Linked DNA regions of Homo sapiens: all the other regions are linked to region 2. A link is a contact called in ENCODE Hi-C or POLR2A ChIA-PET data. All regions are on one chromosome and are shown on one strand. Each heading gives the region's core, a stretch centred on a gene start or an enhancer-like site at or near the end of the contact. The rest is flanking DNA. Distances are from core to core; before and after follow the strand shown. Region 1 holds the start of ABTB1 (ankyrin repeat and BTB domain containing 1). Region 2 holds the start of MYLK-AS1 (MYLK antisense RNA 1). Region 3 holds the start of TPRA1 (transmembrane protein adipocyte associated 1). Region 4 holds the start of COX17 (cytochrome c oxidase copper chaperone COX17). Region 5 holds the start of PLXNA1 (plexin A1). Region 6 holds the start of LRRC58 (leucine rich repeat containing 58).

Evidence for each region. A loop is a pair of places that touch in the nucleus more often than their neighbours do. ChIA-PET counts read pairs that join two places held with the same protein, here RNA polymerase II (POLR2A). Pooled maps may share reads with other maps.
Region 1: a map of CD8-positive, alpha-beta T cell shows a loop between it and region 2 (12-fold over the local background). The contact joins the promoter of ABTB1 here to the promoter of MYLK-AS1 in region 2. A Hi-C loop is called at or near these places in 2 of 168 maps with a recorded cell type or tissue (CD8-positive, alpha-beta T cell and naive thymus-derived CD4-positive, alpha-beta T cell) and 7 of 50 pooled maps.
Region 3: a pooled map shows a loop between it and region 2 (30-fold over the local background). The contact joins the promoter of TPRA1 here to the promoter of MYLK-AS1 in region 2. A Hi-C loop is called at or near these places in 1 of 168 maps with a recorded cell type or tissue (naive thymus-derived CD4-positive, alpha-beta T cell), 3 of 37 single-sample maps with no recorded cell type and 10 of 50 pooled maps. POLR2A ChIA-PET finds 5 or more read pairs at or near these places in 1 of 52 experiments (GM12878).
Region 4: a map of CD4-positive, alpha-beta T cell shows a loop between it and region 2 (6-fold over the local background). The contact joins the promoter of COX17 here to the promoter of MYLK-AS1 in region 2. A Hi-C loop is called at or near these places in 2 of 168 maps with a recorded cell type or tissue (CD4-positive, alpha-beta T cell and CD4-positive, alpha-beta memory T cell) and 6 of 50 pooled maps. POLR2A ChIA-PET finds 5 or more read pairs at or near these places in 1 of 52 experiments (PC-3).
Region 5: a map of CD8-positive, alpha-beta T cell shows a loop between it and region 2 (13-fold over the local background). The contact joins the promoter of PLXNA1 here to the promoter of MYLK-AS1 in region 2. A Hi-C loop is called at or near these places in 2 of 168 maps with a recorded cell type or tissue (CD4-positive, alpha-beta T cell and CD8-positive, alpha-beta T cell) and 6 of 50 pooled maps.
Region 6: a map of CD8-positive, alpha-beta T cell shows a loop between it and region 2 (27-fold over the local background). The contact joins the promoter of LRRC58 here to the promoter of MYLK-AS1 in region 2. A Hi-C loop is called at or near these places in 3 of 168 maps with a recorded cell type or tissue (CD8-positive, alpha-beta T cell and naive thymus-derived CD4-positive, alpha-beta T cell), 1 of 37 single-sample maps with no recorded cell type and 9 of 50 pooled maps.

What each region holds. Positions count from the first base shown.
Region 1 is chr3:127,669,852-127,674,841 of GRCh38, forward strand. ABTB1 (ankyrin repeat and BTB domain containing 1) reads left to right here and starts at 3,101. Exons shown (of 12, transcript NM_172027.3): 1 at 3,101-3,230; 2 at 4,540-4,602; 3 at 4,694-4,749. The coding sequence starts at 3,175. It overlaps PODXL2 (podocalyxin like 2), which reads left to right. Exons shown (of 8, transcript NM_015720.4): 7 at 1,583-1,762; 8 at 2,417-2,951. The coding sequence ends at 2,629. RefSeq lists silencers at 2,383-2,462, 2,473-3,072, 3,213-3,472.
Region 2 is chr3:123,583,117-123,587,631 of GRCh38, forward strand. It overlaps MYLK-AS1 (MYLK antisense RNA 1), which reads left to right and starts at 2,397. Exons shown (of 4, transcript NR_121654.1): 1 at 2,397-2,437; 2 at 2,531-2,685. HACD2 (3-hydroxyacyl-CoA dehydratase 2) reads right to left here and starts at 1,937. Exons shown (of 7, transcript NM_198402.5): 1 at 1,757-1,937. The coding sequence starts at 1,911. RefSeq lists silencers at 1,262-1,441, 1,452-2,061 and an enhancer at 2,122-2,421.
Region 3 is chr3:127,588,265-127,593,081 of GRCh38, forward strand. TPRA1 (transmembrane protein adipocyte associated 1) reads right to left here and starts at 2,469. Exons shown (of 11, transcript NM_001136053.4): 1 at 2,146-2,469. RefSeq lists enhancers at 734-1,411, 1,412-2,088 and silencers at 1,822-2,291, 2,792-3,121.
Region 4 is chr3:119,674,904-119,679,214 of GRCh38, forward strand. COX17 (cytochrome c oxidase copper chaperone COX17) reads right to left here and starts at 2,503. Exons shown (of 3, transcript NM_005694.2): 1 at 2,301-2,503; 2 at 242-330. The coding sequence starts at 2,407. The coding sequence ends at 246. RefSeq lists an enhancer at 2,682-2,941.
Region 5 is chr3:126,981,815-126,986,835 of GRCh38, forward strand. It overlaps PLXNA1 (plexin A1), which reads left to right and starts at 1,301. Exons shown (of 32, transcript NM_032242.4): 1 at 1,301-1,473. RefSeq lists enhancers at 57-106, 367-696 and silencers at 747-966, 1,067-1,296, 2,312-2,391.
Region 6 is chr3:120,346,376-120,350,790 of GRCh38, forward strand. LRRC58 (leucine rich repeat containing 58) reads right to left here and starts at 2,979. Exons shown (of 4, transcript NM_001099678.2): 1 at 2,369-2,979. The coding sequence starts at 2,868. It also overlaps the pseudogene BTNL12P. RefSeq lists an enhancer at 2,245-2,294 and a silencer at 2,645-2,974.

The DNA of each region.
Region 1 (4,990 bases), core at 1,851-4,350, 4.1 Mb after region 2:
CTGCTCCTCACACCACCTTGCCTATGGGGTCCTTCTGTTCCTCATCTCACTTCTTGAGGACAGCCACCATCTCCACCAAAACTGCCTTTGCTCACTGTAGAGTCCAGTGCCCTGTCATCAGCCCTCTCCACTCCCGAAGGTGCTGCCATTTTTGGCAGGAGAGATGAGTGGTATAATGCTGGCCGCCTCTTCATCCTTGCATGCCAGGGGAGCAGAGGCCCTGGTGGTGGTGCTTTTCTGGTGAGCATGTCGAATGCCCACTGAGCACCACACTGTGCAAGGCTCTCTCCCTCAGTCCTCGCCACCACCCCATGGGGTTGTGAGGGTTAAGTGAGGCACCTGTTGAGTACCAATGGTGTCCCCATGGAAGATGAGAGCTGAAGCGGGAGAGGTTAGGTGACCTGTCTGAGATGGCACCAGCAGTAAGCGGTAGAGCCAGGCTTTGCAGGAAGCCTGATTCCGGAGCCCGGGCCTTTCACCACACTGCTCTACTGCCTGGAGGGCCACTGAGGCCCTTCCCAGTTCTGGAATCGTGGGTCCATGAACAGTGGGGCTGCTGGTGGAAGTGTGGGCTAACCTTGACCTTTTATACAGTCCTCCCCCTGCTTTTCGCTGCCCCTGAGTATTCTGGCGTTACTGGTCACTTAATTCACACTGACTTGGCCAAAAGTCATGCTGGGTCTTTGGAAATATACTCAGGTGAATCTAGCAAGAAAAACTGACCCTTGATAACAAAAAATTGAGAAAAGTACTGGAGATACACGGGTGGTTCACAGAAACCGGGGAAGAGCTGCAACCTGAACTCAGAAAGGGGGCCTGGTGCAACCTAGGCCTCAGCACTGGGAACTGCCCTGATCCCTCACCTGAGGAGCCCCTGGTGGTGCTCGCCCTCCTGCTTCTCTCTGCTAAGATGCTGATCTGTGGAGATAGCACCTGCCTGGCCCCTGGCGCCGATCTCCTTGGCCAGAGAAGGCAGGACTGACCATGACAACCTGCAGCGTGGAGGGATGCAGGCAGCTACATGCCAGCAGTGAACACGCCATGGGAAGGGAGGAAGCTGGGCAGCCGGGGTGGCCCCCCATGTGGCCTGCATGCCCTCAGTATCCCTCCCTGCACCGGCCCTGGCATCAGGAAGCTGACTGGTCCACCCCTCCCCACCGAGGTGGAAGCGGTTGTATGGTGGAGGATGTGTGGGGGGCTCACATCTCCTGTCTCTCTAACTAGTTAGGATAGGTGTGGGCACTCTCTCTAGTTGGATGGTGTCCAGCAGCATGGGTCCACTCTCACTGGAGGCCTAGGGCCACAGTGAGCTCAGACTCAGCGGCTGGGGCAGAAGCTATGGTGGGATGTGAAGGAGGCTGGGAACATGGGCATGGGGTGGAGAGGCCTCCAGGTGTACTGAGGCAAACGGGATGGGCATGGGGTAGAGGCAAGCCCAGGCGCCAGGGAACTTCAGGAGCCGGGAGTGCCAGCACCTTCTAAGCCTGCTCCCCCATCCCCACCCGAGCCCAATGCAACCACCCCAGAGGAGCCATGGCACCCCAGGACCTCAGCTGAGGAAACTGGCCCCTCCCACCCCTAGATTGGCATCCAGAACTATTCCACAACCAGCAGCTGCCAGGCGCGGGCCAGCCAGGTGCGCAGCGACTACGGCACGCTCTTCGTGGTGCTGGTGGTCATTGGGGCCATCTGCATCATCATCATTGCGCTTGGCCTGCTCTACAACTGCTGGCAGCGCCGGCTGCCCAAGCTCAAGCACGTGGTGAGTGTGGGGACAGGTGGGGCTGGGGGCCAGTTGAGAGGAGAGTGCCCATCGATAGGTGTCCTCATCTGCAAGGGGAGGCAGTGACTCTCCTGGGCGCACAGGGTCCCGTGGGTGAAGCAGCTGGTCAGCCTAGCACTGCTGACTGCTCTGCAGGGCACCAGCCCCAGGACAGGTGCCAGAGGTGCAGGGAGTGAGGGGGCTGCTAGCCCCACCAGGGGGCCCCTCCCTGGCACCACCAGCCCCTTTCCGGCGCAGGCACTGCAGGGCCTGAGCACCTGAATACCTCACCAGAGGCAGGCCCTGCGTTGGTGGTGCCCAAGGATCAAGGAGAGGCTCCAGCAGCCTAGAGGCCTCCCCAGGAGGAAGCGAGCAGAGCCCTAGCGATGCTCCCTGCCCACCTCGCAAGTGGAGTCTTCTTAGGGGGCTGTTGGGGGATCGATGACGTCAGGGAGGCCACGGGGCTTTGTAGTGCCAACGACTAGTAGGTTTATTTTGAGAAAGGAGTTGAGCTGCAGCAACAGAAAAGAAGGATCTGGCACCTGTGGAGGGTGCCGCGGGAACCCCCTGGGTGGGGTTGCACAGACGGCCGCGGGCCTGGCGCTGTCCGGGGGCTGGCTCGCTCGCCCATGGCCTCTCCCCACCCCGCCTCAGTCGCACGGCGAGGAGCTGCGCTTCGTGGAGAACGGCTGCCACGACAACCCCACGCTGGACGTGGCCAGCGACAGCCAGTCGGAGATGCAGGAGAAGCACCCCAGCCTGAACGGCGGCGGGGCCCTCAACGGCCCGGGGAGCTGGGGGGCGCTCATGGGGGGCAAGCGGGACCCCGAGGACTCGGACGTGTTCGAGGAGGACACGCACCTGTGAGCGCAGCCGAGGCGCAGGCCGAGTGGGCCGCCAGGACCAAGCGAGGTGGACCCCGAAACGGACGGCCCGGAGCCCGCACCAGCCCCGCGCCTACCCGGGCCGCCCCCGCGGCCTGGCCCTCGGCGCGGGCTCCTTCCCGCTTCCCCCGACTTCACACGGCGGCTTCGGACCAACTCCCTCACTCCCGCCCGAGGGGCAGGCCTCAAAGCCCGCCTTGGCCCCGCTTTCCCGCCCCTGAACCCCGGCCCCGCGGGCGGCGGGCGGCGCTTCCTGCGCCCCGGGACTCAATTAAACCCGCCCGGAGACCACGCCGGGCCCAGCGCGTCTGCCTTCTTGACTCATTCTTATTTCCGGGGTTGGGGCGGGGCGGGGCGGGCGGGGCACCCCGGGGCAGGGGCGGGGCCGCGGGGCGGGGAGGCCGGGGCGGGCGGGTCCTCCGGACGCCGCTGCAGAGCGGGGCGGGGCGGGGCTGAGCGTGTTTACATCCGCCGGGTGCGCGGCTTCGCCGCCCGAGGTCGTTCGGCTCGGGTACCATCCTCCGCGCCATGGACACCAGCGACCTGTTCGCCAGCTGCAGGAAGGGGGATGTGGGCCGAGTGCGGTGAGGACCTCGCAGTCCCGGGGAGGGTGCGGGAGGTGGCCGCCCTCGGAACGCCTCGGGCCCTGGGACGGGCGGCTGGGCGGCCGCGGAGAGGCGGGCGCCTCTGCCGGGTCACAGCCCTCGGAGCGCCCCCGCGGGGCAGACCACCCGGACCCCCGCCGCAGCCCCCCAGCGGAAGCGCGCTGGGGCGGGGACACTGATGGCCATTGACCCCCGGAGGGCTTCCTGTAAGAAGGGACTGCTCAGCGGAGGCCCGAAGGCGCAGAAGTGGGCGGAGAGAAGGCGGGCCACTGTTCGCCCTGGTAGGGCCCGGACGTCAGACCCCCCGGGCGCAGGGCGCGGGTATAGGCCTGGGACTCCAGACGTGGCCCCTTTCTCTCGTGCTCTCTGGACCTGGCGCGGGGAACACCTAGAGCCCATAATCGGCCTCCGGTCCCTGAGGATTCGGAAACTCCTGACGCAGCTAAAGTGAATCTGGCGCTGAGATGCCCCCTCCATGGGCCGGACGCGGAGGGAAGGGGTGCCCAGTTGGGTTCTGGGGCCCTTCCCCTCCTTGGGCTTCCACTATCCCGTTTGACCTCCTTTTTTCTTGGCCCTTCCTCCCCCTTGACCTGGTGCTGACTGACTGCTTCCACCTCCCCTGGGCTGGCGCCGGGCTGCTGTACTCCCGTAGCCTCCCTGGGCCGCTCCCTGACATCCCGTGCCACTCAAGAGTTAGTGCATAGTGTCAACGCTGAGTGGGTTCACAGCACTTCCAGGTGCAGCCTGGAGGCCTCCTTTGGGCTGCCCCCGCCTCAGTGGGGCTGCATTAGCATTGGCGACTCCCCTCGCTCACCTTCCGCATCCCATCAGTTGCTGTATCCCGCGACTCCTGCCTCCTAGAATTGTGTGCCCTCCACACCATCAGGAGGCCTGCAGCAGCTTTTTCCCGGGCTCCCTGCTTCTAACAGGGCCAGCTTCTTCCTGCAGTAGAGAGCTCTGGTGGGAGTGAAGGCTCCATCACCTCCTCTCCCAAACGCTGAAAGGCCAAAGGTCCAGCCTCGGCACTGGCTCTGGCTTCTGTCCCTGTAGCCCATCGTCCCCCAGCACTGATAGCACACAGTGTCTGCCTGTTCGACCCCACCTCCACATCCTTGCCTGCACTTTGCCTTGAGTGCCTCTCCTGCTCTGGTCTGCCTGTCACCTGCCCTCACCTGGGGGAGGCTTCCCCATACCAAAAGGGATGTTTTCTCTCCGTTCCTTTCCACGGGCCTTCTTTCTCAGACCATGAACCCGTCCTGACCCAGGCTCTGACCTCCTTCCTGCCCAGGTACCTGCTGGAGCAGCGAGACGTGGAGGTGAATGTGCGGGACAAGTGGGACAGCACCCCCTTGTGAGTGCTGGAGAGAGGGGTGGGGAGGGTGGGGGTTGGTGCACCCCTTCAGCACTGAGGACTGCCTCCTGTACTTCCTTCCTCCCTTCAGGTACTATGCCTGCTTGTGTGGGCACGAGGAGCTGGTACTCTACCTTCTGGCCAATGGTGAGAGCAGGGAGCCCGGCTCACGGGTGTGCGTGGGTGCATGCATGTGTGCGTGTGGGTGCATGCATGCGTGCGTGCATTCAAAGGCCTTGATACACATTTGCAAAGCACCACGATTCCTCTCTTACCACCCAGTCGAATCAGCAAGTACTATTATTGCTACTTTAAAACCTTTTCTCTGTCCACCTTGCCCATCTCTACTTCTACGACCTGGGCCCAGTCATCAGCATTTCTCCCCGGA
Region 2 (4,515 bases), core at 1,147-3,646:
AAAACTATCACATAAGGACATCAAGTAAGAGTTTGTAAAAGAAGAAATTATTTAATGGTGTAACTGGTACAACCATTAACAGCCTTAAAAAAAAAGCTTACTTTGCTCTCACAATCCCAATTTATCTTCCTGGTTTAAGATACCACTCCTTACCCTCCACCCCATTCTCTATGTTCATTGCTCAGGAATAGACTTCTTTCTTCTTACCAATGTACCTCAAAATCCCTCTCCAGTCCAATGCCCTCACCGGCTCTTGCTAAGACAACAAGAATTTTATATATAAATATTAATACACACAGTGAGATTCCTGGATGTTTTTTTAAAAATCAATCTATGTGACCACTGATGTGATATAAAGCTTGTATCTGTACTAGTTCTTCATTGACCTGTGAGTCAAGAGAAATGATTTCTAGATCTGGAACTTCTACTAACAAGTTCTATGATCTCATGCAAGTCACAACTTCTCTGAGCCTAGGTTCCAACACCTACCATTTCTAATACTAGCAATACATATATGATCCTCCCACGATATATTTTCTTCTTCGTGAAAAAAAAGCAAGGTGCTGAACTGTAAAAATATTAATATATTGGCATTTGTCTTATTTTAAAAAGGGATAGGGGGATGTATAAACATATTTGCTTGCATCAGCATCTTAAGGATACACAAAATTAACTGCCTCGAGGGAGGGGAGCTGGGTAGAAGGGAAAGGTGGGAGGAAAGATTTTCACTGTATTCCCTCATGTTTTTCATTTTTAACCCTAACAATGTATCACCTACTTTAAATAAAAATGGATGTTCACTATACAATTCTTTCAACTCTTCTGTATGTTTGAAATTTTTCATAATAAAATGTTAGGACTTCTTAAAAAATTACAAATGAAGATAACTTAAAAATATATAACTGTCTGATGCTGTGATCCTCCTCACCAAAATGACAAGATAAAGAATTGCAGAGCTGAAGGAACCTTCATCACCCAGACCAACCCTTTAGTTTTACAAATGAAAAAACGGAGGCTAGAGAAATAAGATGATTTATCCAAAGTCACACAGCTAGTTAGTGGCAGAGCTTGAACTAAAAACCCGCCGGGATAAGGGATGCACTGAAATGAAAGAGACAGAAGATGGGTAAAACCGTTTCGAGGGTCCATTCTCCCCCTTTCCAGTAACTCTGCCTTCTACTCCCCAGTTTCTTCCCCACCCCAACCCATCCTAAAAGTCTAAACTCATCTAAAGCCTAGCTCTGCTCATGTCGCTGGCCAAAAACTTTGAACGCTTTCCCAATACCTTTCAGATTAAAGCGCAGCCCAGATTTTGAAAACAGCCGCCCAAATGAATGGTCACTCTGCAGCCACAGCTCCTCCACTCCCCATGCTGGCGCCGTTCAACATCCGAATCTGGCCGCCCAGGACGGGCTCCGCGCCGCAGGTAGTCCGGCCGCTGCCCCCGGCCCCGCACCTGTGGCCAGCCCCACCTTTCCTCCCGCGGCCCTCGCGAGCCAGCGCCCGGCAGCCGTCCCCGCGCCCCAGTGCCTGGGAACTTGGCTCGACCCCCAGCGCAGGAGGGAGCTCGCGGGCAGCCACCGGGGCCGATTCAGCGCTCGGCCGCCCTCAGCGCCCAGGTACCGGGTCCCGGGCACCCCCCGCCGGGAATGCACTGCCTGCGGCGGGCCGCGCCGATCCTATCCGCCCCGCCGCTGGCCGCAGGGCTCCCTCCCCGGCCGCGCTGGCTCCCCGCCTCCCCGAGCCCCAGCCTCACCCGGCTGTCATCACCACATTGTAGATGACCAGGTACGCCGTGGCCAGGGGCCCCGGGCCCTTCTTCTTCCGCGTGCCGCTGGCGTCCCCGGCCCCGGCCCTGCCACCGCCGCCCCCATTCCCCTTCGCTGCTGCAGTCGCCGCCACTGCCGCCATGTCAAGTGCCCGAAGCCCGCTCTCCTAGCGCGAGCGGCTCGGGCCGGACTACGCGAGGAGAGGGGGCGGAGGAAGGGACGAGGGGCAGGCGGGGCCAGGGCCGCGGGGCGGAGCCGGGACAGGGTCCACGGCAGCCGCCATCTTGGCTGAGGGCAAAGACGCTCCTGGCGCTCCCGTCTTTCGGCTTGCCTCAGTTGCCACTGCCATCTTGGATCAGGGTAATTCCCGCCTCTTGGGCGCTCCCGGTTACAACCTCGGCGCCATCTTGGATTAGTTCAATGTAGCCACCCTCTCCAGGCCCGCTGCTTCTGCCAGCTGGATGTTGCGTCGTCCCTCGCTATTCGCCCTCCTATAATCACTGCTTCCATGTTGAATCAAAACAATTATGCTTTCGTTCTCCCTTCTTCAATTGCCCTATCTTCACACCTGAACACTATTGCTCCGGTATCCTGCCATTTTGGATCAGGGCGGTTGACGGTGGATTCACTTCCCATCAGCCCTTGAGGCTGCAGGGACCAGCCCTTTGGTAGGTGCGCTTTGCTTCCTAACCCGTTGCCGGGTTGGAGATTCCACCTCCGAAGTTTTCTTTCTGACTTTTGATTTTACATTCCTAGTACAGTGGAGAAGCCCAGGCGGCCTAGAATCCAGTGTCGTCCGTGAGTGCTTGGCTGGTGTTCAAGTGCATCTTCCAGCCTGAGACCGCGTGGACTCGCTCATCGTGAGGGCGAGAGGAGGATAAGCCCATTGGGCTGTCGGCTGAGAGTGAGGTGCGGGGTAAGGGAGTAGATTTATAGCTATAGTGACTAAAAATAAAAGGATGTTGGCTTAGGTGGAAAACCTCTCTGCTTTGGGAAGCTGGAGCAGCTTGTGGGCATTGCTTCAACCAGCTGATCCCACTTTCCATTCATTGCTTTGTTTCAGGAGGTTCTTTATTTGTAAACGTCCCCTGCAATTTTTTACACACCCAAGCAGCTCCTTAAATGTATTACTGTATATGTGGTAGTATAAAATATTTATGGGTTCATTCCAGCAAGTGTTTATGGAGCGTCCACAAAGTTGCCCTGGAGTTCATGGCACTAAGTGAAAGAGACAAAGTCGTCAGTCTCCCAGGGATTATATAGAGCAGCGGCCCCCAACCTTTTGGTCAACAGGGACCGGTTTCGTGGTGGGGGGGTGGATGATGGTTTCAGGATGATTCAAAGGCATTACATTTATCATTAGATTCTCATAAGGAGCACACAACTTAGATCCCTCCAATGCGCAGTTCACAATAGGTTCCCCGCTCCTATGAGAATCTGATGCCACCGCTGATCTGAGGGAGGCGGAGCTCAGGAGGTAATGCTCCCTTGCTTGCTGCTCACCTCCTGCTGTGCCTCCTGGTTCCTAACAGGCCAGGGATTGGTTCTATCCGCAGCCTGGGGCTTAAGGACCCCTGAGGGAACCAGACGAAAATGCTCGTATTAGTTGGTGAAAAGTGGTATCAGGAAGTTATTACAATAATCCAGCCATGGTGATAGTGGTGTGGGCCAGAGTGGTGGAAATCGAGGTGATGAAAACAACAATGAATTCTGTGCGTATTTTAGAAGTAGAATTATAAGATTTGTGGATATGTTAGTTTTGGAGTGTGAGGTCAAAGGCGTTTTGAGCAACTTGTAAGAAACCATTTTTAAGGCGGAAGTCGGGAATTTTGTTTTTTATATGTTGAATTTGAAATCCTTATTAAACATCCAAGTGGAGAGGCTGGATAGACAATTAAATTTAGACCCTGAGGTTCGGGAAGGAAGTCCAATGGGCTAGAGATATAAATTTGAGAGTTGTCAACCTAAAATAATAAAAAAGGTAAGAATCTAGTTTAAAGGAAGTTTATTCAAGCATAAAGGTTGAAGATGGCTACCTGGGAGCATAGATTCAAGTTACCCTAAATATACACTCTGATTAGCAGCGGTTATGAGTGGGTTTTTAAAGGAAAAAGAGGCAGCTTCTAAGTTGTTTACTAAGAATTTACATTAAAATTACATTAGCTATTGATTGGCTATAAACTATTCTTTGTATCACAGATTCCAGGAACATGAAGATAATGGGTGAGGCTGCTAGTCAGGAACAAAATGTCTAAACAGTTGCCCCCAGGCAAACTCTTGTCTCTGGGCCTGATAAATTTTTGCATACTTCACATAGCTCAGACAGCTCAGAGCTGTTTGAGGTATTATCTTTTCTCAGAGTTCTGAGGGTGGTGGTGGTATTTAAATCCATGACACTGTAATCACCCAATACGTTCTTCCTTCCCACTGCACAGACAAAATCAATTCATAGAGACCATGGCATTGCAATAAAGAATTTAATTGACATGAGATAGGTCTTGGAGATGGAGTTATTACTCCAAATCTCCCCCAAAATTCAGAGGGTAGGGTTTTTCAAGAATAGTTTGGCTAAGATCTGAGAGCTATAGTCAAAACAAAACAAAACAAAACACCCACCCCCCCCCCAACACACACACAGTTTGGCAGGCAGGAGGCTGGAGGAATGGGTGCTGCTGATTGGTTGGGAATGCAATTATAGGGGTGTGGAAAATGGTCCCCCTGCACTGAGCCTGCTTCTGGGTGGAGG
Region 3 (4,817 bases), core at 1,219-3,718, 4.0 Mb after region 2:
GGTAGGGCTGAACAGTCTGTGTTTCCCACAGGCTCCCAGGTGGTGCCCCTGCTGCTGCTACTTGATCCAGCAACCACACTGGGGTTATGGGGCTGCTGGCCATACCAGGATTGCCATTACGTATCAAAGCTTAGGAAATAACTGAAGCACTGACTTTTTTTTTTTTTTTTTTTTGAGACAGAGTCTCGCTTTGTCACCTAGGCTGGAGTGCAATGGTGCGATCTTGGGTCACTGCAACCTCCGCCTCCTGGATTCAAGCGATTCTCCCGCCTCAGCCTCCTGAGTAGCTGGGATTACAGGTGTGCACCACCACACCCGGCTAATTTTTGTATTTTTAGTAGAAATGGGGTTTCACCATGTTGGCCAAGCTGGTCTCAAACTCCTGACCTCAGATGATCCACCCACTTCAGCCTCCCAAAGTGCTACGATTACAGGCATGAGCCACTGCGCCTGGCCCGCACTGACTTTTAGTTAATAGGATGCACACTTCCTATGTGCAGACATGGTGCTCAGTGCTTTACACGTGGTGACACACTTAACAATGGCATCGCCTTCTAAGGGAGAGAGGACAATTACTGTCCCCTTATACAGAGGAGAGGAGAGGCAGAGAAGGGGTCAGTCCTCAGCCTTCTCTACTTAGTTCTCTTAGACTGATGCTCCCAAGCACTGACAAAGAAGTGGGAGGGGTTGGTCAGCTCACGATAGGGGCCTAAGGGTGGTGAGAAGGGGTGGTGAGAAGGGGTGGAGCCCAGGGGTGATTCTCAGAGGAGGAATTCCTGCGGTGCAGAGCACCCTGGGCAACCCCAGGCCTCCCAGGAACAGGGAAACTGGGACAGACTGTTTCTTCCACCTGGGAGGAGTCTCCCAGACTCACAACATTCCAGGGGCCTCTGCCTCCCTCCCTCCCACCCAGTTGAGGGACAGGATGCTGGCTAGGCTCAGGTCATGGTCACGCAATGCAGGACCCGCTGAGAACGACTGGGTAAGGCCTTCTCTCTCCTCTCTGGGACTCAGCTTTCCCTGCTCTCTCATCTGTGCAACAGGATTGACCAAACCCCACCCACAGCTACCGGATAGGAAACCCTGGGGAGAGGGGCCCTCAGTGCTTCCCACACCGACGGGTTGTTGAGCTTACAAACCCTAGGGCCTAAGGGTGGTGAGAAGGGGTGGAGCCCAGGGGTGACAAGGTGGGGAAGGCTCCATAGGGCAGAGGCCAAGTAAGTTACTTTGCTCTCCCCTGTTGTCCTTCGGCCTTGGGGCTGGCAGGCGTGTGGTCCCTGTCCTAAGCCGGAGACCCCAGTAAGATGGGGAGGCCTGGGCCCAATCTGACCTGCACCTTGCCCTCCCTGCTTGCCTTCCACCTGCTGAGCTGGTCCGTTCCTCAGGGCCTTTGGGCTGGCTCTCCCCCAGCTCTCTCCTGACACCTCCTCTGAGAAGCCTTCCCTTCTCAGCTGTCTCCAGCGCCCGAGCCGCGTCTGGGTATTTACTACTCTCTATCCCGGGAGTGCTCAGGACTCGGTCCCCTAGAACAAGGCCTGGCACGACACGAGCCCTCAACAGGTTGTTATGACGGGAACAACTGAATCTCCAGCACCGCCAAGCCCCGCTGGGGACTGGACGACCCTGCGGCCCCTCCTCACTGCAGAGAAGAGGGCAAAGCCAGCCCCCACCTGCATTCCCCGAGTCCAGAGGGAGCGGAGGCTTCGACATGGCCCCCTCACGGGGCAGCAAAGCCCCGAACCGGCGGCAGGCTTGGCTCAGGAGCACCTCGGCCGCTGCGGGCAGCCACCGTGGGGCTGGAGCCCGTGCCGCCACCCCGCGCCGGACCGGGTCGCCGAGGTCCGGATCTCCACCCGCACTGCCTCCAGCCGGGGCCGAGCCCGACGCCGCTACGTGCGGCTCCCTCCCGGGCCTCGCGTGCCCCCGCGCCCCGAGCGACTCCCGACTGCCCGGCACCCCTCCCGTGGGTTCCCACATCCAGGGCCTTCCCTCCCAAACGCCGCCTTGGCCGTCCGAGCTGCGCCCGAGCGGAAATGGGCCGCTCGCGGAGCAAGGAGGGGAACGGCGGCTGGGCTTCCCGCCGGGGCGAGGGACGGGGCTCCCCCTCTAGCTGCGGCAGGAGACGGGGAGAAGGCCCCTCCTTACCTGACAGCCCGGGCCGCGCTCAGGACCGGCCGCCCCGGCCGCCCCGGCCGCCCATCCGCCGCCACTGGGTGTGCGCGGATCCAGCACAGGCCGCGGGACTCCGGCCTCCAGCGCCAGACCAGGCGGCCTGGGCCGGGAAGCGTCGCGCAAGGACCGGGCGCGACCGGCTCCGTGGAATGAGGGCTAGGCAGGAAAGGCGAGGCGGGGTCAGCTCGCCGGGCCGCGGGTCTCGCGGACACCCTGCAGCCCTTCCCGACAGCGGCGACCGGGAAAGCAAGACCGTCTTTTTCGTCCAGCCCAAATTGCGAAAACGGCCACAGTCCCACAAGTCCCAGAGTCCCAGAGTCCCTGTTATCACTCAGGCCCGCCCTCTAACCTCCAGCAGCCTATAGGAATAAGTCATCACTGGGGGAAAAAAAAAAAAAAGTGGGAGAGACCAATCAAATTCCCAAGAGGCGGAGCAGCCCGCTGACCTCTTAAAGAGACAGCACAGAGGAGGTGCAGAGACAAGACGCTGCTTCACGGAAGAGAGAGGCCTGCGTTTCTCACTCGGAAAGCGGGCGGAATCGAAGACTGGAAAGCTGAGGACGCGCCACCTCTCGCCCTACGCGCCTTCCAGCTGGCAGCAGTTGTCAGTGGACCAGCTGGCGGCAGCCGCGCTCCACCTCCCGGCCTGGGCCGCGGCCGGACCGTCGGGGCGGAGCCTCCGGGGACCGCCCCCTCGCGTGCGGGCGCTTCGGGCGCCCTGCAGGGGTGACCTGGGGTCAGCTTGGGGGAAGGCGTGTCGGGGACCCTCCCCGGCGCCACGCGCTCCAGCCGCGCCACGCCGCAGGGCCGCCGCCTCCCAGCGCCCTGCTCCACGCGGCGCCGCCATGCCTCGGGCACTCCTCTTAGCAACCCTGCTAGGCAGTCATTATAGTCACCTTTTACAGGGCCACCTGAGGCTTGGAGAGGTCAAATAACTTGACCAAAGCCGCGCAATGAGGAAGCGACACAGCCAGGACGCCTCTCCCCAACTCTAACTTCCACAGTTCTTCACGCCTGTTCCTCTGGAAAGCCCTCCCTGATTGCGCCTGTCTTATCCCCTGGCATCGATGCTGCATTCACCATACTCAAGCCATGCGGGTCTCTGTTTCTGTCCCTCGGCTGTTCCAAGCTTGTTCCTGCTCCTGGCTCTACACCTGTTCCCCCGCAGAGCTGGCTCCTTGCCACATCATGTCCTCTAGAGGGTTTTGTGGACACCCTCGCTGGAGCGGCTGTCCAGTCTCATTTCCTTCCGAGCATCTTAATTCTCACCTGATTGTTTTCATTTACCTGCCTCCCCGTCCAGTCTCCCCACCCTATTATAGAATTCCAGCGTCATGAGGATGGAGCCAAGAGAGCCAAGCTGCAGGATGTCCCCTGCAGCATCCTGAGGCTGACTCAGAGCCTCGTGCAGATTGTAGGCACTCAGTTATTACAGGCACCCCAAGACTCACACCTTGCGACAGCACCGCTGGGCTGGAATGAGATTGGGTCCCATTCTTCTCCTTGCTCCTGTCCTAAAAACACAGGGAGATTGGGGAAGAAACCACCTTGTGATCCTCTGGGACTTTCCCAGCCTGGACCACACCCAAATGTGCATACCTAAGTTTAGGCTTCTATATTCGCCAGAGAGGCTGGGCAATGCCGGCCTGCGTAATCACGAATGACCACAGCCACAATGAGCCGTGGGGAATCCAGTGGCTCCTCAAGTTCCTCCCAGAAAGTTATACACATCACTCTCACGCACATTCAATTGGCCACCGCTTCTAGCCTCCAGAGGGCAGGAAACTGCCACCCTACCATGTGCCAGGAAGTAGAAGTCATGGGACATGTGTGACCAGGCCTAATAACTACCCTCTGTAAGGTTCTTGTATCGGTTCGAACCCTGCGAGCGCGCCGACACACAACACGAGGCGGTGTGGAGCAACATGCTGTTTTTTTTTTTTTTTTTTTTTTTTTTTTTGAGACGGAGTCTCGCTCTGTCGCCCAGGTCGGACTGCGGACTGCAGTGGCGCAATCTCGGCTCACTGCAAGCTCCGCTTCCCGGGTTCACGCCATTCTCCTGCCTCAGCCTCCCGAGTAGCTGGGACTACAGGCGCCCGCCACCGCGCCCGGCTAATTTTTTGTATTTTTAGTAGAGACGGGGTTTCACCTTGTTAGCCAGGATGGTCTCGATCTCCTGACCTCATGATCCACCCGCCTCGGCCTCCCAAAGTGCTGGGATTACAGGCGTGAGCCACCGCGCCCGGCCGCAACATGCTGTTTTAATGAGCGCCTGGGTGCAGGTGGGCTGAGGCCTAAAATGGCATCAGCCCCAAGTGAGGACGCGGCAAAGGTTTTATAGTCTCCTGTAAACAGGAAGTGTCCTAGTCTGACGTAACTGCTACGTTGTACCCGGATGGACTCTTTCTCGATCTTCACGGGTACATGTCTTCCCACCACGGTAGGTGTCTTCCAGCCAGCTCTTGTCCTGCTTCTGCTATCTTGCTGGCACAAGTAGCCTTGCACCTTGGAACTGGGCCTGAGAAGGGAGGAGTTATTCATCTTAAGCTTTCAGGCCCCAGGAAGAATCTTAAACCCTCTATTTTTATTTTTCTGCCTTTTGAGACTTGGAGAATTCTGCATTTTCTTCTCTTGAGTTTTGAACC
Region 4 (4,311 bases), core at 1,253-3,752, 3.9 Mb before region 2:
GACCTAAAGGCTTTTGTCAAACCCTTTCTTAAAAGCTCAATTCTCCCCTTCCCCAATCCGCTAAATGACTGTCTTTACTGACATAATTTACTCCCTTCATTGGGAACTGAAAAATCATGGTTTTTTCAAATTGATACTTAAGCATTTTAGATTAACCAGGTGAACTACCTTTCAGAGAGAATGTAGCCCAATTGTTGCTAAATCTGTAAAGCAATACACAACTTTGAAGCAAGAAGCTTACCATTTCATATTTTAAATCCTAGGGCTCTCATGCATTCCTTGTGGGCCTCAATTAGATGTCCACAGTGTTCTTCTCCTTTCTCGATGATACTATAAAACAAAATGTACTTGTTATCTAAATATGCATTAAGCACATTATTAAGTATGCATGATAGTGATGGGGAGTGAGACAAAACACGGGTATAATGGAATGTAGCTGGAATTAAAACAAACGCTATTACCTCAAACAGCTTTGTTTTTATTTGATCTTATGATATGCCCATGCCTATGAAGACATTCCACAGATAAGTGATTTTGGGGGGGAAATCTGATAAGAAATAATCACGCATATTAAATATTGCCTCTAGTCAATATCCAAGGAGTAACACTGCTCTATAAAGAAATAAACTGAGTAAAATATTTATGCTAAATGAAGGGCACAGAGAACAGCTCAATTTTTTGCTTATTATCACAGAGAAATTAACTTTCTGATTTTGCCCTACATTCAAACACAACCAAATAAATCTACTTCTAATTACATCAAAAACATCTGGTAGCCAGGAGACCGAGATAAACACCCCCTCATGATGATCAAAGAATATTTTACTTGTAAAATTCACAAAGTAAAGACTAGGACTACACAGCTTTATTTCTAAGGCCTGAAAATGTGATTTTGCAAATAATCAAGTTAAGCCCAATTCAATTACAAGGAAAAACTGACTCCTGACTATGGATATTTGGGGAGAACCCACGTGGTCTGAGGCAATCGAGGCAAAGGGAATTTAACAAAGGGAATAGGTTCTCCTTCCATGGAAACTCTACCCATCCTTCAATAGCTCAAGAGCTGCCTGCAAATGGGAGATTGCCTGGGATAGTGAGATCATTGTGAAGATAATAGCTAGCATTCATTGATCATTTATTGCCATGTATACTGTGTTAGCCACTTGACATGGCTTGTATCATTAACCTTTACAATAATACTGGAGGGAGTTTCTTTTATTAGAGTCATTTTACAGACACATGAGGCTCAAGGTCACCAAGTTAGTGGATTAAGATTCAAACCTTGACTGTGGATCCCAGACTCTTAATCATGCTGTCATACCATTCAAGGTTCAACAGCACTTACTGTTACCACTGGAACAATTTGTTCAGACTAGTCTTTCAATCCTACCCGTATTATTTACAAAGTACTGAGGATTAATAAAAGCACTGAGCTCCTACACTCTTATTATCCCATTATACCACTAATGATTTCTTTCTTATATCTACTATCTGGGAAGACAAAAGGGGCCAGAGGAAGAGATGCACATTCACGTTATCTGAGGACGTCCTCTAATGAGATTTGCTCCACAAGAGAGGCTATATAAAATGAGAACAAATCTTTTGTGGATTGACAATCTAGATGAACTATTCTTAATACTTTGTCCCCTGCGTCGTAGACTGATTGATTTTCAACTTTTGGTTGTCTTAAAAGGGTTGAAGCGTAACTCTTCAGAACTGTAAGGAATACACTCTGTGTCCTACTGTCTCTAAATTTTGGGAGAAAGCCTTAGAAATTACCAGAAAACCTTTCCTGTTTGGTCTTAACAAATCTATCATAGCCCTTACCACGTCGTATACAAGTCACTGGTTTATGTCTCCATTAACTTTAAGCTCCTTTATATCAAGATGCATCTTTATCCATGTCTACATCTTCGGACCTAACGCAGTGCTTAACCCATAACAGATACTCAACACACATTTGTAGGAAGGAATGAGTGGTTGAAGCTTGCCGTTCTCCTCTCTCTCCATCGTTTCCCGGTACTAAGCTACGGGATAAGTCAACAGAGACCCGACCACGAAACCTACAAGGCCCAATAATTATCTCCAGAGCGCCGCAATGGGGCGGGGCGGGGCGGGGCGGGGGGGGGGGGCAGACAGGGAGGAGGAGTGGGGGAAGGGGGGAAGGAAGAGGGCAGAGGGCAGAAGGCAGAGGGCAGAGGGCAGAAGGCAGAGGGCAGAGGCCGTAGGGCAGAGGCACCGGAAGGCACAGGCCGCGGCCCGGGGCTCGTCGGCCGCGCCCTCTCCGGCTGCGCACTGACCACGCATCGCGCGCCTTCTTGGTCTCCGGGCAAGCGCAGCAGGGCTTCAGCGGCTTCTTCTCCTGAGACTCAGGCGGGGCAGGGTTTGAGTCAACCAGACCCGGCATCTTTCGCGCCAAAAGCAGCTATGAGCGGAGACAGCCAAATCTATGCCAGCCTCGGCAAACGCCGATTCGTCCGCAGTCACTTCCGGCAGTCGCTCTAAAAAGTACAGGAAGTCCTGCTTCTCTCTGACAGGTGGGGAATTTAAAAGGAGCGCGTGCGCAGAAGAGGCAAAATTCGGGCCTTAACGAGAGGGTGCCCCCTTCAGCGCATGCGCAAGGAGGCCCGCTGAACGCTCACCTGGACTGTGGTATTTACACTCTAGGACTCTAGGTCATAGAGTATTTGTTAAATCAACTTGGGGAGGGCTCACGAAGAAAGAAAGCAGCAAGACAACTGAGAGATCTCGTAACACCCGCTCCTCCCCACCCAATATCGAAACGGAAGCCCAAGATGGTGAAATGATTTGTTCAAGCCAAACAGGAGAAACCATAAGTGAAAGCCAGTTCCCTTGAATAACAGACTAGTTTCCCCCTTTTCTTTTATCCGCCTTCTTCCTGATCCCCACACACTGCAGGCCTTTCCTCTCTTTCATTGACCTATTTAAAAATGAATAGCAAGACATAGAACCACCGAGTCCACAACTATTGGGGGAATTTAAAAGGTCCTATAACCCCCTATACACCTCCTACGCACATTAAATCCTCAGCTAATTTGCATTTATAGCCCCCCTCCAACTGATCTGAATTCAGTATGAATTATTCAGTCATATATTCGTTAATATACTGATGAATAAAATTGAAAAATACCATTTCCATAGCATTTCCTCAGGTACATAGATAAACTGGTGCCCGTCTTATTCGCAATGAAATGGATATAATCATTGGATTTTTTTCCTGCAGAGTATTGTTGGAAACAGGCAATAAACTCTTTTTTATTTTATTTTATTTTATTTTTTGGAGATAGGGTCTTGCTCTGTCGCCCAGGCTGGAGTGAAGTGGCACGATCTTGGCTGACTGCAACCTCCACCTCCTGGGTTCAAGCAATTCTCCTGCCTCAGCCTCCTGAGTAGCTGGGATTACAGGTGTGCACCACCACGCCCGAGTAATTTTTGCATTTTTTAGTAGAGACGGGGTTTCGCCATGCTGGCCAGGCTGGTCTCGAACTCTGACCTCAGGTGATCCGCCCACATCAGCCTCCAAAAGTGCTAGGTTATAGGCATGAGCCACCGCGCCTGGCCAATAAAATCATTTTTTAAAGCAGGACTTGGAGGCACTGTTCAATAGCTGCAGGGTGATAGGTATTTTTAGGTACTTAAACTTTCAGCATCACCTAATCAAAGTTTGTTTCTATATTATAGATATTTAACTCAGGGAATTTACAGGCGTGTCTGTGAACTGGTGCTGTATAAGAGTAATTTCTATATGTGTATTTTTCAGGTTACTAAGACCATCCCCATTTTGTCATCTGAAAACTTTCAATAAGGATGATTTTTATTTCCTTCTGGATTGATATTTTTAATAATACAACATATTACCCTCATGTTCTAAATTCACCCTCATCCATTATTATCAATTCTTTCAACTAGGTGCTAACTCACATTGTTTAGAATCTTGCTAATCAAACAGTGCTTCCTGGATGAGCAATATCAACATCACTTGTAACCTTAATATACAATAAAATGTGGTTCAACAAATTATTGGGGAAAAGAAAATAGGCTAACCATCTGGAGAAAATTAAACACTACATTAAAAGGAAGAGCTCTAGATGCATTAAAGACCTAGATTGGAAAGATTGAAATATGAAATTAATAGCAAATTGTGGAGGAGAATATTTTAATACTGAGGGATGGGGGAATAACTTATGTTACATTTCAAAAGTACAAATTGCATGTCAAAAAAATTGAAGAAATTCATTACAGCAAAATAAAGGCTTGGGGTTTTACATACAATACTATAGACAAAGTTAA
Region 5 (5,021 bases), core at 51-2,550, 3.4 Mb after region 2:
TCATGGCTCCAGATAGGCGACAATCCCATGTCCATCGGCAGGAGAATGGGCGAGCAGGAGCCCAACAAAACAGGCTGCGAAGACGATGCCTGCGAGCAGCTGCCCTGTGCCCTCACCACACAGAGCAGACAGAGCAAACAGCACAGGCTGAGTGACCCCGTTTCTGTAATGCCCAGAACAAGCCACCCAAAACAGCGTCCCATTCTGGGGTGCAAATATAAGAGGTCACACCCAAAGAAAAGCACTTAAAGATGAACACAAAAATGAGGGTTGTGGCTGCTCCTGGGGAGGGAGGAGCGGGGTGAGACGCGGAGGGACACCTGGGCCCGGTATGAGTCCATTCCCTTTCCCTGTTAACCATGTGAACTGTAGAGAGTTCCTCTTCTGTAGGGGTGACGTGATTCACACAGCAAAAACCGCACCCCTCAGGCTACAGATGGGGGCCAAGTCCCCAGCCGGGACTCAGCCCTCCCACGACGGGGTTTTCCTGGCCCATCTGCTCTGTTATCGATGCTCCTGTTGCCGGCTTCCCCTTCCTTGGCCTGGTTGCGTCCACCGGGAGGCCCTCCCGGATGCCTCCTGCCTGGGAGTGGCGGTTGTGAGTACAGTAACTGAGTGCTGGGTGTCTGCCCCTCAGCCTTGCCATGCAGGCTGGGGGTATTGCCTGGACAGCTCTGGCCCGTCACCCTGGATTCTGCAGCCCCACACCTCACACCGTGTAGATCCGCTGCCCCACGCTACAGCCGGAGTTCGCGTCTCGCCACGCCTCTGCCGCGGGACTTTCCTCCCTGGGCTGCGTCCCCAGCCGGGAATGCGCCACCAGCCTGGGGCCTGCAGGGGGCGCCCGGGCTCCCCGCGCAGGTGCCCGCCCATCTGACAGAGCGGAACGCGCGAGGCCGAGAGCTGGGAACACCCGGCCCCGCAAGGTCTGGGAACTGCGATTGCCTCCTTCAGCCTCAGTTTCCCCCCCCGTGAAAGGAGGCCATGCTCCTAGCCTGGGCACACTGAGCCAGGCCCTGTTCCTGGGGTCGCGGGCTAGCCCGCTCGAGAGCGGGGGGCTCCCGGAACTGCCCGCGCGGCCCCGGCGCCCAGAGAGTTGAGGCGGGCAGCCGTATCGCCCTTTGAAGACGCGCGGTGGGCCCCTGCAGGCGCGCGGCGCGGGGCAGAGCGCCCTCTGGAGGCCGCCGCCGGCCCCGCCCCCGCCCCGCCCCCGGGCTCTGGGCGGCGCATGCGCGCGGCGCGGGGCTCCGCGGGCGGCGAGAGCGAGGCCGGTCCGCAGCCGCGCGGCGCTCGGCGCCCCATTCATGCTGGGCATCGGCTGCGCGGCCACGCAGCGGAGCCCGGGCGCGGCGGCGGCCTCGGCCTGGGCGGCCTACGCGGCTTCGGCGGCCCCGCGGCGGGGCGGACGGCGGCGGCGGCGCGGGCGGCTGGGCGCGGCGATGGCCGGCGGCGGGGCGCGCCCCGGGGCGGCGGGTGAGTCGGGGCGCAACTTTCCCCGCGGCGCGGGACGGTGGGCGGGGGCCGGGCCGGGCTGGGGTCCGGGGCCGGGCGGCCCGTGGGTGGGCGCGGGGCGGCCTCCGGCGGCGGCCCTCTCGTGAGGCGGCAGGCAGGGGGTGTGCGCGGGGACTGCGGCGCGCGTGGGGACTGCGGCGCGCGTGTCCGCGGCCCGCGTGTCCCTGCGGCTCCGGCCCAGGCGTCCGCGTGTGTCCGGGCGCGGTCGCGGCGCCGACGCGGAGAGACCGCACCCCCGTGCGGCGGGGCTGGGACCGCGGCCCGGGATCCAGCGCCGCGGCCTCCCCCGCCCCCCGGCCGGGCCCGCCGAGCCCCGCGGCAGCTCCGGGGTGGCGGGGGGCGGGCGCTGCCCCTCCACGGAGGCTGGGGAGAAAGTTTGCGGCGGCCCCGCGGGGAGGCCCCTGCGGTGTCCAGGCCCGTCCCGGCCGCTGGACCTCGGCTCAGACCTCTGGCCGCGGGCGAGGACGGGGTGGCCAGGCCCGGATAGGGATCGGAGCCTCCCAGCAGGGCCGCGGGGGCCGGAGGAGGTCGTGCAGGCTAAGCCCCCGGCCGGCCCTGGGGCGCGGGGTGGAAGTTGGAGCGGCTTCCCGACCACAGCTGCCACCGCTCCCACTGGCCCGGAGTGCGGGGAGGTGGGCTCTGGGTGCCGCCCAGGAGGCCGCCCCGCTCGGGCCTCCTTGGCCTCCCCCTCTCGGGGCCTCTCCAGGGTCAGCCGCTTCTCCCGGAGGCTTCCGATTGCTTCCTGGATAGTCCCGGGCCTGATGTGCGGCGAAGCTGGAGGCAGCGGGCCGATCCCGGGCTGCCAGGGGAAGGGGGAGTGGGGACTCCAGGGAGGCCCCTCGGTCGGCGTGAGGTCCCAGGTGCAGCCCTGGAAAGGAGGGGAGGGGCTCCGAGGGGCGGCCCCGGGCGGCGATCTGCCCCAGGCTCCTGTGTGGGGTTCTGGGGCCACGCCCCTTGAAAGAAAGGGGTGTGTGTGCCGGGGAGGGGACGTGGTCGAGCCTCTGTCCCCTCAGCGCGGCTCCTGTGGCTCAGGCTGCTCCGTGCTGCCCCATCTCCTTTCACACGTAGCCGGTTTGGGGGTCGGTGCAGGGATGGGGCGCAGTTTCTGCTCCCCGGGCCCTTGAGGAGCTTGCCTCAGGTCCCCTCGATTTCCTGCGGCTTGGGGTGTGCGGCAGAGGCCAGGTGCTGCACCAGGGGCACCAAGATGCTGCCCGGCCCTTGAGGAGCACCCAGCCCCCTGCCAGAGGCAGGCATGTGAACCAGTGATTCGCTGCAGGGCCAGGCTTCCATTCCTGGGGGGTGCCAGTGGGGCCCAGGAAGGGCGTTTTGGGCAGAGGACAGCATGGGCGGAGGCCTGGGTTTGTGGCCTCAGTGTGTGCTCTGGGGGTGGGGGACACATGAGGTGCCTGTGGACAAAGCAGACAGCCCTTTGCTGGACTCCTGGCCCCCCAAGGTCGTTGCCTGCCTGTTTTGAGCCCCCAGGAAAGCCCCCGTGCACAGAGCAGCTTAGAGCAGCTGGCCGGGAGGAGCGGGTGCCCCAGGGGAAGGCCTGCAAAGGTAGGCACTTTTTCTCAGGAGCAGGACTCCAAGGCCTTCAGAGCCGGATCCCCTAGGACTGGTCGGGAGCAGAACCACTGGGACCACCTCCCATGACCCCCGTTGTGGGGGAGGCGGAGTGCCAGGAGCAGCTGTCTTCCCCCCCGGCTGCTGTTGTGAGCCACTGGGCAGGATGGCAGCCCCACACCCCAACCTGCCTGAGCCATAGCAGGATCTGGCGCAGGAGGACTTGGGGGGATTGGACTCTTCCTTGTGGGGAGGGCTTTGGGGGCCTTTGTTTCTCAGGGTGAGAAGGAGCTTTGGTGTCACTCAGGCCAGGAAAGGGAAGGGGACACTGTTGGCTTGGCGTTCCACCAGGCGGCGATCCCCTCCTGTCCAGGAGAGGAGCCCCTGGGCTGGGGCTCCTGCACGCAGACCGCGGGGTCTCTCTCCGCCTCTCTCTCCCTGGCTAGCCCCATCGGCATCCCAAGGCCAGTCTAGCCTCCCCTGCCCTGGCTCTGGCTCTGCCTCAGCCTAGAACAGCTCTGGCCATGCCGGAGAGCCACAGCCGTTCCTACTGCCCTCTGCACAGCCAGTGTTTCCCACCCCAGGCCTTTGCTCCTCCTGTTCTGCCCCCCACCCCCACCACGAATGCCCACCCTCCTGCACCAGCTCCCAGGCTACCTGGTCCTCTCTTGAGGCCTTTCCCCGGCCACAGTGGCCAGCTCTGCTCCTCGGTAGAGTGCAGCATCTGCCCATGCTCCCCTCCTAGCCCCGGCATGGGCCCCTGGCACCCTGGCACCTGGGCCCAGCTTTGGAATGAATGCATTTTTTCCTAGGCAGACCCAAGCCTATGAGAGTTGAGCCCTGCAGGCTGGCTGGCTGGTCCAGTCTCTGGAAGCTCGAAATTTGGGCCCTGCCCTGCTGGGACTAGTTGGGTGACCTTGAGTCTGAGCCCCAAGTCTTATACCCCTAAGGTGGAAGAAGTGGCCCAAGCATTGTCACTGGCCTTTATTAGATGCTGGGCATGAGGGACCCAGCCCTAGGCTCGGGGCTCCCCCTTTCTTGGCCGGCAACCCTGTGACCCCAGGCAAGTCCCTTCCCAGCAGACTTTGTTGGGGCAGTGGGGTGAGGGTGGAGTTTGGGGCGGTGGGCCCAAGACCAGGCTGGAGTTTGGATGGTGGCTTCTTAGCCTGGTCCCTCCTGTTGAATACAAAAAGTAGGGCCCATAATTGCATTAAGACGTGTATAATTATCCCAGAGGAGGGGAGAGCCCAGCCCCTGGTAATTGCAGGCCTGCTTTGAACTGATAAACGGTGAGTGATTCATGTTTTCTTTGGAGTTCACATGTGCTCAGCTCCCAGCCCCGGCCCCACTGCCACTGTGAGGAGCCTGTTTTCTGGCTCCCGGGTCTTCCTTGAGCTCTGAGGCGGGGGCGGGAGTGGGGACTCCTCCCCTGCTGTTCTTGGGGCGCTGTCCGGCAAAGGCAGCTGGCAGCCTGCTAGGAGCACCCTGCAGTTCCTGCTCTGGGATTCCAGCCAAAGCTCTTTGCTTCTGAGAGCCTCGGTTTCCCCACCTGAGCAGTGGGTGTGTGCTGTGCACACACTGGGCAGGGAGTGTGTGGGGAGTGAAACAGGAGTGAAGAAGCATGGGGGGCTGCCGCACCCAGACCTGGCTGGCCCTCCGCATACCCTTCATTCATTCGCTCACTCACGGGGATTTATTGAGTCTTCCTGGGTCCCTGGCTTGGCTTGGGGATGCAGTGGCAACCACCCAGAGCCAGGCCCTGCTCTCACAGGGCAGCCATTCTGGCCGGGAGAATGGGAGCAATAAGTAATAGAGACCCTTCACGAGTCCTGTGCTGCAGATGAGAACAGGGTGACTGAGCAGGGCGGGGAGTGGAGACAGGGGCACAGAGGCCTGGGGGAGGGGCAGGCAGCCCCACACTGCATGTGGGCACCAGGCACAGAGGC
Region 6 (4,415 bases), core at 1,729-4,228, 3.2 Mb before region 2:
GTCACAGACCACAGAGGTCAAATACAGTTCCAATGCTTACTAGCCTTGTAATCTTATGACTTAATTTCTCTGAGCTTCAGTTTCTGCCTCTGAAAAATGGGAGCACATCATCTTATGGCATCATTGTGAGTATTAAAAAGCATAGTTAGCACCTATGACAGGATCTACTGCATTGTAAGTATTAAATAAATGGGATTTTTGCCTACTTTTCTCCCCATGTGATGGAAATAATACTTTCCCTGGGTTCCTGTTAGTATATTAAGAAAATTCCAAGGCTGGAATTATGCAACATTAAAATTAGAAGGAACCAAGGGCTGTCAATTTTACCTCTAAATCTTTTCTCGAAATCTTCCATTTCTTAGCATTTCTCCTAGTATCAAGCTGGTATAGGCTACCATCATCTCTCATCCTATTACAATGACCTCCTTCAAACCAGCCCTCAAAATCTCTATCTCTTCACCCTCTCCTCACTCCATTCTTGCATAGCAACAAGACACATGCTTAAAACTCTCTCATGTGCACTTAGAATAAAATCCAAACTTTATCATAGCCTTCAAGACCTGACACGGGCTGACTTGCCCAAATTTATATTTGCCACTTTCCCTCTTGCTCACTTCCCAGTACAATGTCCTTCTTTCAGAATTTTAGTAGTTACCCTCCTTGCCTCTGGGCTTTCCCATGTGCCTCTGTCATTTTGTCTCAAGGCATTCTGTAGGTCTTCATAGAACTCATAACCACTGTAATTAAATAATGAGGTTCATAGTTAGTTGTTTAATGTCTGTCTCCTGGATCATGTTCACCATTGTATCCCCAATACTTGGGACAGTGCCTGACACAGGGCAGGTATTCAATAAATATCTATTGAAGAGTAAATGAAGAGACATCTTGCCCAAATGCTTCATTTGTAGATTAGAAAGCTACAGTTAGGATACGCTACAGTTAGGATACAAGTGACTTGCCTAAGGCTGGAGCACCAAGAGTTCTTTTTTCCCAGGCCAATATTCTTTTTTTTTTTTTTTTTTTTTTTGAGACAGAGTCTCGCTCTGTCGCCCAGGCCGGACTGCGGACTGCAGTGGCGCAATCTCGGCTCACTGCAAGCTCCGCTTCCCGGGTTCACGCCATTCTCCTGCCTCAGCCTCCCGAGTAGCTGGGACTACAGGCGCCCGCCACCGCGCCCGGCTAATTTTTTGTATTTTTAGTAGAGACGGGGTTTCACCTTGTTAGCCAGGATGGTCTCGATCTCCTGACCTCATGATCCACCTGCCTTGGCCTCCCAAAGTGCTGGGATTACAGGCGTGAGCCACCGCGCCCGGCCTTCCCAGGCCAATATTCTTTTGCTCCACTTAACTCTGAGGTCCCTTCTACCTTTAACGTTCTGTTATCTCTGAAAATACAATAAAGTGTGAAAATATCTTACAGATGGAAGATACCTCTTTTTCGTTTTGTACAATACATTTGGCTCTATTTCCCACTCCCCCACCGGGCACTTTTATTATCCTGTTTCTCTGCTTCCTCCTAAAGTTAAATTTAACATATTTACTGCATAATCTAGTAGGTGAAGCAGATAATTCCTGTAAACAAGGAATCATATCCAATAAGGTAAATGCAAAGGCAAGATGAATGAAGCACAGAGAAAGTACAGCATAGGCTGTACTTTTTTGTGCAGGGAGTAGTAACGAAAAAAATTGTTGTGCAGGGAGTAGTAAAAAAGGAATCACAGAGATGATTAACTTGAGATAGCTTTTGAAGGATGATAGGCGTTTGCCAGGTGAAGGAAACATTCCAAGCAAGGGAAACAGCACGTGTACAGAGGCACTGCATCCATTCAACACATACTGAGTGCCTACCAGCAACTCCAAGCTGCTTTCTCTACGTGGGAAAATGCATAGGTCACTGAACTCCACAAATGGTAGTTGGTACTGCCACAGAGAAGAGGAAGCTGCAAATGTAGTGGAAAGCAAGGGTTAGATCAGAGCACCTTGTACGCCACGCTCAAAGGCACGTACTTTGATCTATAGAGATGGAAATCCACGGAAGACTTTTGAGCAAAGAAGTGACAACCTCTGATTTACATCTGTTTTGAGTTTCCACTCAGTTTGGATCACGCCCCAGATTCAATAAGGAAGACAGAAAAAATGCCTCGAGAATCTGCATAGGCCAAACACAACACACCAAACAGTCACACATGCGAACATACTAGGTATTTACAACAACTTGCTGAGATGGTTGGGCAGAACTCACTACCGCACAGTTAAAGAGAAAGCTTGGAAATAGTTACGTGACAAACGTTGAGGTGCCCAGGCCCGGCGCCCCAGGGTTCCCGGACACCGCCCGAGGCCTCCCCACCCTCCGGCACACACCCGCTCACCTCTGCAAGTTCTCGATCTCAGCCGGGATGCTCTGCAGTTGGTTGCCGCCCAGGCTCAGGGTCTGCAGCGCGCGCAGCTCTAAGAGCGAGGCAGGCACCTCCTGGAAACAGTTGCCGCTGAGGTTGAGCACCTGGAGGCTGCGGCAGAGCGGCGACTGGGCCAGGCCCTTGGGCAGCGCACTGGGCCCGCCGAGCCGGTTGTTCTTGGCCAGCAGCGTGCGCAGGCCGCGCAGAGCGAGCAGCTCCGGCCCGAGCGCGGTCAACGCGTTGCCGCTCACGTCCAGCAGCTGGAGGTGCGGGAAGCCGCTGCCCAGCGCCCGTGGCAGCGACACCAGACGGTTGTGAGGCAGCAGCAGCCGCAGCAGCGCCTCCCGCGCCCCGCGCCGCTCCTCCCCCCGCGCCTCCAGCTCAGACTCCAGCGTCTCGGTGGACACGCTGAGGCGGGACCAGTTCAGTTCGGCCTCCCCGGCCGTGACCACCGCTGCTCCGGCCTCCTCCATCCTGGCCACCGCACGGCGCGTGGCGCCGGATTCCCCAGAGCGCCGCGCGCGGTCCAGAGGCCGGGAGCTCTGCGGCGCCCCGGAACCTGAACCGAGGGCTGAGTCGGAAGTGGCGCGGGCGGGCGCAAACCCTGCGCGCCTTGGCCGAGTCACGCGACGCGAGTCCTGGGGTGCGCGCGCCGCTCCGGGGCGGGCTCTGCCTCACGAGGCGCGGGGCGCGGAGTGGCAAGAGCGCAGCATGGGCTGCGCAGAACTGAGGCAGACACCCAGAGGCTGCCAAATTGTCATCTGAGCCGGACCGGGTTTCGGCGGCCGCGCTTTATAGTCGCTGGAGCCTGGTGACCTATTCCAGGGCTACAAGACTGCCTCGGCAAACAGCCCAAGGATGTTCGGTTATCTCGCCTTGAGGGTTCGCGCGTCACGTGCCCCCCCCGTCCCCCGCTTGTTTTTCAGTTTAAAAGTGGGGCCCGTGTCTGCAGGACTCTGTGAGCACACAGTAATTTAGTGGTGATTTAGCTCCATGACAGAAAACCGCAGGAATTTAAAGTCCGAGGATTAACAAAGCCGACCTCGAAATGTGAACGCAGCTGGACTAGACCTCAGAACCCCCGGACCCTTACTGGAGGTTCCGCTGTTAAATAGCCTAGGGCAGGGATTTGATTTCAGTTGCCCCATGCATAAAATATGGGTAACACCCGCACTACTTGCCCCACAGAATTATTTTTTTCTTTTTTAAGGCAGAAATGTGTATCAAGTAAGGACGTTTTGCCCGTTTTAATTGTAGAAGCACATACGTGGCTTTTGGTGTAAGTTGTGTCTAGGAGTGAATTTGGGAGATATGGAGGCGGTTGCATGATTTGAGATAGCTCAAATTAATGAGTTAGTTTAAAAACTCAAAGCATAGAGTTTGTACTGCAGGTCAAAACTACAGTTTGGGAAAATCCTGATCTGGTACTAATTTAGTAATTCTAATTAACGTATTTTTCATCCTTGTCCCAAACTCAATCTTTTCTGAAATTACATTTTATGATTTTGAAAAGTAATGAATAGAAATGAGAAAAAATGCTTAGCTTTTTTTTTTTTTAACAAAGCTTATACATAAGAAAGTTAAGTGGTCGTGTATAATCAACGACATTAAATTGCTTTCCTCCTTAAAAAAGGAAAGTCGTTTTTTTCTTGCCAGTCATTTATTTGTATGAGAAACTATGCCTTTACTCTGCAGTCAAACTTTAATTTCTGATTGAGTGGTAGTCCTAGAAGGACGTACTTTGTATGTTTAAGCTAATGGTGGAATGCTTTTTAAAACTGATGAGTCATCTGTTTTGAAAGAGTCCTTTTAAGAACAGACCTTATTTTGGGTCAAGCCAGCATTCTAACAGTAGTCCTAATATCTGAAAATAACAAATATTTAAAATAATAGTTGTTTTTGCTTTAAAATATTTATCTTGGATTTTAAAAAGTGATAGGAACGTAATGTAAAATGAGAAAAAGAAAGGATTCAAACATAATTCAGAAATAAGAGTTGGCCAGGTGCCATGGCTCATGCC